Regions from separate parts of the Mus musculus genome. Here region 1 is linked to region 2. Evidence: chromatin loops called from intact Hi-C (ENCODE). Cell type or tissue: heart. All regions are shown on one strand. Each heading gives the region's core, and the rest is flanking DNA. Links, peaks and the distances in the headings are about the cores only. Region 1 overlaps 9130015G15Rik (RIKEN cDNA 9130015G15 gene). Region 2 overlaps Gm32849 (a long non-coding RNA gene).

The links. Hi-C counts contacts between places; a loop is a spot of excess contacts. Peaks named below come from ENCODE experiments on the same cell type or tissue, not always from the same donor. Only the 100,000 strongest peaks of a DNase experiment are listed, where the experiment ranks them.
Region 1: a loop joins it to region 2, with 6 times the contacts of the local background. A loop is called at or near these places in 4 of 42 quality-filtered maps.

Annotation. Positions count from the first base shown.
Region 1 is chr7:49,123,045-49,127,442 of GRCm38, forward strand. It overlaps 9130015G15Rik (RIKEN cDNA 9130015G15 gene), which reads right to left. Exons shown (of 4, transcript NR_154465.1): 4 at 1-1,019. It also overlaps a transcript of Nav2 not described here. Among named protein-coding and RNA genes, the nearest start is that of 9130015G15Rik, 37 kb to the right of the region's middle. In heart, for the core only: a CTCF peak has its summit at 2,660 (motif pointing right); no DNase peak of the experiment used is centred there; H3K27ac peaks cover 515 bases; H3K27me3 peaks cover 533 bases.
Region 2 is chr7:49,075,703-49,080,100 of GRCm38, forward strand. It overlaps Gm32849 (a long non-coding RNA gene), which reads left to right. Exons shown (of 2, transcript XR_391458.3): 1 at 1-4,398. It also overlaps a transcript of Nav2 not described here. Among named protein-coding and RNA genes, the nearest start is that of Gm32849, 37 kb to the left of the region's middle. In heart, for the core only: no CTCF peak of the experiment used is centred there; no DNase peak of the experiment used is centred there.

The DNA.
Region 1 (4,398 bases), core at 217-4,216, 47 kb after region 2:
AAATTTGCGCCTCATCTTTTGAGGACTCTGCTTGCTTCACTGGCTCCTTTATTGTAGGCTTTTTTGATCCTTGTTTAGCTTCTTGAAGTTTATTTGGGTTTTGGTTTGGGGGTTTTTCTTCTTCATATTCCAGCTAATTCTCCTCTGTTGGATGTGTAGCTTGCAAAGGTTCTGTGAGCTGTTTCTTTAGATGATTATGTTAGCCATTTCCTGGGCCTCTGCCTTCTAGCTTCAGTTATTGGCATTATGTCCCAAGCAACTGGAGTCCTGTTTGGAAAACCCTAGCCAGTTCATGTATCTTGAGGTATTTTCCCTACTGTGCCCTTCTCTGGAATTTGAAGGAAGAAAGATACATGACTGTTTGGGGTTAAATTTCCCTGAGAAATGACTTCTGTTGTAGAAAATAGCACAGGAAATTGGTACCACCTATAAGGGATAGCCAGTGACACAGAGAGGCAGGGCTGTGTATATTTGTAATTGGTCCCTGGGCAGCTCAGAGCTGGATAAAGATGTTCAGTGTCCTCTGCTCAACAGGGAGAACAGGCTGGAATACCCCACATCAATCAGCCAGGCCATTACATGAGCTGGGAAACTCCCTTCAGGCAGGCTAGAGGAGAGACTAGCCTGGGAGAACACCAGTGCTGGGGAGGATGCCCTTGTCCTTTAAGGGGTCTGGGTAGCATACCACACAGCATGTGCTGTTGTGACTTTGTAGGCTTATGGATGGACCCATAGTCATGTCTACAGCCTGTAGGAGTTTTACACATAAGTCCTCTTGAAGGCAATGATCTAACTTCATTGGGTACTGTAGAGCTCAAGATGGCTTTCAGACTGATATTTCTACATTCCAGAGTTGAGGTCCAGCAATACTTGGTAGAAGTGTTGTTTCTTCTTTCTAACACGTTCGTAGGATGTGGTGTGGTATTTCAAAAGAGATGCCACCATCAAGGAATACATTCCTCTGCTGTTCCCTTCTTTTCCTGGATGGTCTTCCTCTGGCTTGCCCTTCCTGCTCAGACCTAAGAAGCAGAGACAAAATGAGTTTATCCCAAACGTAGCACCGTGACACCCTGCTCTCCCACTGCCTTCCTCCTCTGCATCTTTCCTCTTTCCCTCTTTCAAATAGTCCTCTCTCATCTGCTCTCCCAAGTTTCCATGTGTCTAGCTTCCGGTGGGACAAAAGAGGCATGGGACGGAGTCTAGGCAGTGTATATCCTGGGAACATTGCTACGGAGCTGTAGAAAACCATCTGAAACAAGGGAGACCCCTCGGTGAAGATGCTAATGCCAACATCACATCTAAAACCAAGAGATTCTGACCAGTCTCAGTGGGAAACCAGAGGAGGTGTGGAGGATTGTGGTACGTGGACCAAATGGATGGTGTGCAGCGATTAACAGTGAGGTGTGAAAGAAAAAGCATGCAGACATACTTATGGTGGACAGACAATGCATTCTACAAAATTATATCATACAACATATTTGCAACAACATGGAGAATAAGAAGTGAACTGAGCAGTTAGCAGCAAAATTGACCGCGTATGAGCTCTAAAATTGACCTCTAGATTACTAGAGCTGCAACAGTGGTCCTTAGGAAGATCTACAGTGTATGGGCTCTTCTGGAGCCATAACAGTGGTCCTTAACAATGTCCTGTGTCACCAACCTCTGTTAGTTTTTTTATTGTGTTTGAGGTGGTTTCATTTTTTAAAAAGATTTATTTTATTTATGTGTGCATGCATACATGTGTAAATACATGTATGTGTATGTATCTGTACATGCATGTATGTGTGCATTTGTGTGTGTGTGTGTGTGTGTGTGTGTGTGTGTGTGTGTATTTGTGTGCTCATAAAAGTTCCCACAGAGGCCAGAAGACGGTATCAGATCCCCAGTGGTGTAAGCCACTGCACATGAGTGATGGGAACCAAACTCAGATTCTTCTACAAGAGCAGGAAATACTGTTAACCACTAAGCCATCACTCCAGCCCCCTCCGTTAGATATGCAGTGACTTAGCTAGCCCAGGCTGCTCTCAGACTTGCAATGTGGATAAGGGTCAACTTGATCTACTGACCTTCACACCTCCACCTCCTTCAGGAATCATGGGCAAGGGACCCAAGTCTCCCTTCATGTAACTCATTTTTAAGGCATGAAATAAATAACAGGAGGATTTTTTTCCCAAAGAAAACAATGATAATGAAAAGCAAGTACCAAGATAATAAAAACCAATGGGTGGATGTGTGCTGCTTCTTCATGCCTCGAGTAAAACAGAGGAAGCTGGGTATCTCGTCTACATGCTTGATGCTGTTAGTCTCCTTGATGTATTCTCAGCATGACTGCCTCCTGCTGGACAAGATGTGGCCTATGCACACCCCAGGAGATTGACAGTGTTCTGGACTTGGGGTGAGAGCTGGGCTTTCTGGTTGCCACGGATCTGCTGACGGCTTTGGTGGGGACATTTTGCTTCTGCAGGTACTCTGACAGCTCTGGGAATCAGGAGGTGGGAGGTTTTCCTCCAGCACTAGTCAGACCATCGAGATCAGAGCCAAGACTGCAGCTCCCGTTGGAGCTGAAAGAGTTCCTGAAGGGAAGATGACAGGTTTGCAGATGAGGTGTCTACCAGCCCCAAATGAGCTAATGCCAGAGAGTGATGGCACTCCCTGTCCACATGGGGGCAGCACTGAATCAGTGTGACTGAGGACCTGGGCCTGAAGGACCTTGGGAGGGACTCTGAGAGTGGCTAGTTCTTGGCAAAGGGGCCTTATAACAAGCTTGTAGGTATGCACTCTGGAGTTAGCCTACTGTTTAAAGCCACACTTCAGGGACTGGAGAGATAGCTCAGCTGTTAAGGACAATGCCTGCTTTTCCAGAGGTCCCGAGTGCAATTCCCAGCAACCACATGATCAGAACCATCTGTAATGGCATCTGATGCCTTCTTCTGGCATGCAGGTGTACATGCAGATAGAGCACTCGTGTACATTAAATAAATAGATAGATAGATAGATAGATAGATAGATAGATAGATAGATAGATAGACCACACTTTATTTACTATGTAACCTAAGCCTTCCAGGCCTAGGATTGATACAAAGAGCAAATTAACTAACACATAGCATATTCCATGTCATTTCCTGCACACACACACATTTGTCCCTTCAGCTCATGATTTGGACAGGGACCAGGCCTGTGGTGATTTGGTCTTTAGTGGATTTCAAGCTGGGGAATCACATGAGGTGGGTGACCCAGGCAGCCAACGTGTCCTCAGCTCAGGGCCACGGTGTTGGTCTCCCAATAGTATAGCAGGGTGCTTTCCCTGCAGTGAATGCTGAGAATGAAGAGAGAAGTCAGGGTTTAACCCCTGCATTGCTGGCATGTCTTTCACTCTACCACACTCTCTGAGCCAGAACAAGCGTCACAGTCAGATCAGTCTCAAGCTGAGGAAAGGTGGGTCTCACTGTAGCAGCAATGGCAGGCTCTGTAAACAGGCTCCTGCAGCAAATCAGCCCTGAGCCAGGCACCCAGGGGCCCATCACTGTATCCAGCCCCATAGCGGAAAAGACCAAGAACCCTCTGCTCCAGGGACATCACCAAGGTCACACAAATAGAAAGGAAGGGGGCGGTTATATAAGCCCAAATCTCTCAAAAGTTAAAAGCTCATCACACCATGTTATCAGCTGTGAGCTCTCTGCCAGGGCACTCACCCCCTCTGCTCGTCACAGTCCTGTGATAGCAGCAGGTGTCATGAAGACAATATGAAGATGAATTTCAGACACCAGTGGGGCAACACCCACAGTGGGTGTTAGGGAAAGCTGTCTGCACTGTCACCCTGGGACCAGCAAGGACCGGATGGACTGAATTAGCTGATCTGGCTAGGCGGGTGTACCTCCCCTCACTCCCCCCCCCACACACACACACTTGTTGTTGCATGTGCATCCATCCTGAAGCTGTGTTCTTGGGAAGAAGATGGCTTTCCTGACTAGGACAGGATGGTCTTTCACTTAATGGTATGTACGTAACTGCACTCCCCACTACAGCCTCCAGCATCTCTGGAGAAGGAAGTCTTAAGTCACAGGAGATAGAAGCCCGGGTTATATGAGGTTATGATATGAGCCTTGTTCATGCCCAATCTGTCTCTTGCTGCAAGATTCTGCATTTGTGTTTACCTCTTTTAGCTCTCTAGAGCGAGCTAGGGTAACTGAGGGAGTGGGATGCCCCATCCACCTGCCCCACCCACTGGCAAACCTTCCAAGTGGCAGCCATTAACATGAGTGTGTGACAGACCTTTCACTCCTGAGCATTAAGGAACCTCCCTGGGAGCTTCCGGCCCTCTCTCTTTTTCCCAGGCCACCTTCCTGGTGAATCCCCAGTAAGCCTCTTGGTGCCTGGAATCCACCCCTGGAATCTCTA
Region 2 (4,398 bases), core at 266-4,265:
GATGGAGCTTGGCGTCTTGAGACCAGGCATGCACGCAGCTGAGCCCTGCCGAGCCTTGGCTCTCCCATACGTTTGAGAGGGCTGAGCACTGGCTCACCACTAGCAGACAGTTACTTTGTGGAGTGAATGCCCAGTAATGCTGTCTGGTGTCTCCTCAGTACCAAGCCAAGTCTGGCCCATTGGAGGAGAACAGCCCATAAGCACTTCTGCCCATAAGCATTCATGGCAGACATTCTGTGTAAGGCGGTTCCTGCATAAGGTGGGGGACGGTTAGCTCCTCGTCCCTTGGATAAGATCCAGGTATTGTGTAGGTGCTTACCAAATCTCCAATGAAGATGCCCTGGTTTCTTCCAATTTGTTTTTCTGTATTAGATTAGCTGCCTCAATAACCCCATTCTACACATGCACATGCGCACACGCACACACACACAAAGCATACACGCATGCATGCAAGCATGCTCACACACAGCACCTACATTCACAAATACATATTTGTGTACACGCTCACAAGCACCCACACTCTCACTCACCCATTCTCACTGTCTGCACCTTTACTCATTGCTTTGCGTGTACTTCCACCAAAGAGTCACTTAGCAGAGGGACATTGTTTTCCCCAGCGTCTTAGGTGTCTTAAGAGACATGACTCACACGAGAGACTTTGCACATTCCTACTCATCTCACGGCTGCTGCCCACAGCCATGAGAAAATGCCATTCTAGTGTGGCAGACAAAGAGATGAGAGGCCAGCCGAGGAGAATCAGCCACCTGTCTGTCTTCTTCCCACTGGTCGTGAGTGAGCAGAGCCCCTGTGAGCTCCACCCAGCCAAGCCTATCCTAATTGCATAGTTACAGGTGCACGAGCCAAAGAATTGCTTGCCGCTGTCAGCTGCAAGCTTCAGGGCAGTTTGTCCTGTGGGATTATTACGACAACAAACCACTGACATCACCAGCTGCAATTACCATCTGGGATGAAGCTTGAAAAGTGGCCTGAGACGTGACAAAGCGCTTTTCTTCATCGAGGCTGTTCTTCTCCCTTTGGATCGCATAGAGTACATGTGAAGTGTGTGTGTGTGTGTGTGTGTGTGTGTGTGTGTGTGTGTGTGTGTGTATGTGCGTGTTGGGATCAAGCAGGCACCAACTGCTTCAATGATAGCTAAAAATCATGACCTGGGACTGGAGAGAGAGAGCTCAATCAATAAGGCGGTTGCTACATGAGCATGATTCCCAGCACCCATGTCAAAAGCCCGGAGCAAGTGGCATGTACCTGTCTTCCAAATGCGGAGGAGGCAAAGACAGGGGGAGTTCTGGGGCTCTGTGACAAGCTGGTTTTGCTGAATCAGCAACCTCTGAGTTCAGGAAGAAACTCCTGTCTCAAAAAATAAGGTGAAGTGGGATAGAGGACAAGTAATGTGGATTTCTGGCCTCCATGTTTACATGCGCACGCGCACACACACACACACACACACACACACACACACACACACACACAGGTGGACAGACACACAGACAGACAGACACACAGACAGACACACAGACAGACAGACAAACAGACATGCAGACTTGTGACTGTGACCTGAAAAGTCCCAGTCGCCCTTGGTGTCCTCCTGTGCAGTTTGCCACCTGTGACAGTTCTACCCACATTGCATGCTGGGATTTACTGAAAGCTGCTGCCAGTTGGTCTGACCCCCTCTGGTTGTCCTGGTGAGGTGGTTCACAGATGGTAAGGGCAGACAAGACATACTCATTTTCTGTCCTGCTACTAGAAATTGTCACAGACTTGGAGCTTCAAATGACCTAAGAGGCACTGTGGGGACGCATGGATCAGATGGGGATTCCGGGCTGAAATCGGGATGTAAGGACTGAGGCTTCTCTCTCTGGAGTCCATGGGACATCTTCAGCTTCTATGGGTTGCCCACCTGCTTCAAGCCATGACCCTGCTGCGGTCTTAATAATTGTGCCCCCTTCCCTTAATTCATATATGGATGCCTAATACCCAGTGTGGTGGATTTAACAGGTTATGAGTATGCCATGAGTGACCCCCATCATGAATGAGGTCAGTAACCTTATAAAGAATCTGCAGAAAACTCCTCTGTCCCTTCCACTAATGTAAATGAGTCATGCAGGCACCATCTCTGAAGGGGTTACAAGTCCTCTGGACTCCCCAACCTCCAGAATAGTAAGCAATGAATTCTGTTGTCTACAGATTCCCCGGTCTAAGGCATCTTGTCACGAAGACAAAAAAAAAAAAAAAAAAAAAAAGCTTCCTTCTTTCATCTTCAAAGCTAGCAAAGTGGCATCTCTCTGAATATTCTCCCAGCTCTCTGCCAACTGCAATCTGCAAACATTCTGAGTGTGTGTATATATATGTGCATTTGCACATATATGTGTATAAGTGTGCGTGTATATGTGTGTACATGTGTGGTATAAGTGTTCATGCACATAGGTGTGTGCATATATATATGCACATGTGTATGAGGGCGCATGTGTGCATGTGTATATGTATGTATGTGTGTGGGCACGTGTGTATATATTCTTGTTCATTGCTCATGTATATGCTTTATCACATACATGGAAGTCAAAGATCAACCTTGTATGTGGTTCTTCTTACTTGGGGCTTTTTGTGACTGGCCTATAATTTACCAAGTAGACTAGATTAGCCCCAAAGATCCATTTGTGTTGGTCTTCCCCCCCTTCCACAATCTGCTGGGATTACAAGCATACATCGCCACGCCCAGCATTTTTATATGTGGGTTCTGGGGATCAGACTCAAGTCCTCAGGCTTGCATAGCAAAGCACTTTACTGACTAAGCCATCTCCCTAGCCCTGCAGTCCGCAAAGTTTCTTTACTTCTAAGGTGCCATATGATTAGATCTGGCTCATTGGGATAATCCAGTGTACCAGAAGTATCTCAAGGTCACTCATCTTAATTACATTTAAAAAGTCTCTTTTGCATGTTCACAGTTCCATTGACTATGGTGAGACATCTTCATGAGAACACTGTTTTGCCACAAAGGGTCATGCACCTGTCCAATAACTCCTCTAGTGGGGATGCAGGAGGCCACTCCCCTTTCTTCTTAGGTTCCCCCTGCCTCCATCCACCCCACCGAAGTGGCTAGAGCACAACTCCACTGTGTGTAAAACCTCAGTGTTTAGCTCAGCAGAAAGAAGTTCTACAGTCTCCCCCAAAACAGATCTTGTAGCAGAGATGAATTTGAATATGTTGAAACTAAGCTGTTTTGAACTCCTATGAAATCAAGTTCTTGTTAGCTGCAGACAAGTTCCTGATTAAAATGGTCCAGAGGGTGTGTCCCTAGCACACACTGCTTACTCATCTCTCTTGGTGGAAGCGCAGATCCTGGAGGAGAAATGGATTTATTTTATGGTGGATTCGCAGCCACAGAAATTGCTTCATGCAAATGAAGCTAGGCACTGTGACTTCATGAATAAGAAATGAGCTGACGCCTCTTTCCCCCCACAGGCGGTGTCGCACACTGGGAAATTAATTGTGGCATGCTTTGGGTGGCCCTGGCTGGCTCTGTGTGGAGATGCAGCAGACAAAAAAAAAAAAATGCTTTCCTTCACCAGATTGCATAGGAGGCATTTATGTCCTTTTTAGCTTCACTTTGTGTTGTAAGTGACCCATGGGTGGCTCTCCCTTCTCCCAGGAGCTTCTGGGGACTTTTCAGACTGAAGAGTTCATGGCAGAACCCACATGAAACACTGAACCTCACATTGAGAGCATGGCCTTAGGACCCATAATGCCTAGGTTCAAATCCCTGTCTTTCTCCTATCTATGTGACTTTAGACATATTCTTACTCAATCCCTGCCTCGGTTTCCCTACTTATTAATTAGATGCCAGTATAGCATCTACTTTGTCAGGTATTGTGAGCATTGAATATGGCCTCGAACTACTTAGAATAGAGCCCAAGAGCTCTGCTGACCCCTGGAAGAGTCAGATCATGTCACTGTGTAGTTAAAATTAAAATAGGGCTGGGAAGCTCAAGTGATAGAGCACGTTTCTAGCATGGACCAAGGTCTGGGTTCCATCCTCAACACCACACAACATGGGTTTAGTGATATGTCTGCAATGCTGGTCCTCATGAGACGGAGGCAGGAGAATCAGGAATCCAAAGTCATCCTCAGTTACATAGTGAATCTAAGGCAGCCTGGGCTATGTGAAACCCTACTCCATGTCTGCAATAATTAAGACTAATAGTTAGCTCTCTTTGCTGATGATTACAAGTTCTCAAAGTGTTAAAAGGAAGAAAAAGACTAAAACTAAGTCTTGGGTCCCAGACCCACTGCCCAGCTGTCTGGACAAGTCATGTCCTTTGTTTTAATGATTTCCTTGTCAATTGCAAATGGTGACAGTTGCAAGGTTATTACATAAGAAGGAGG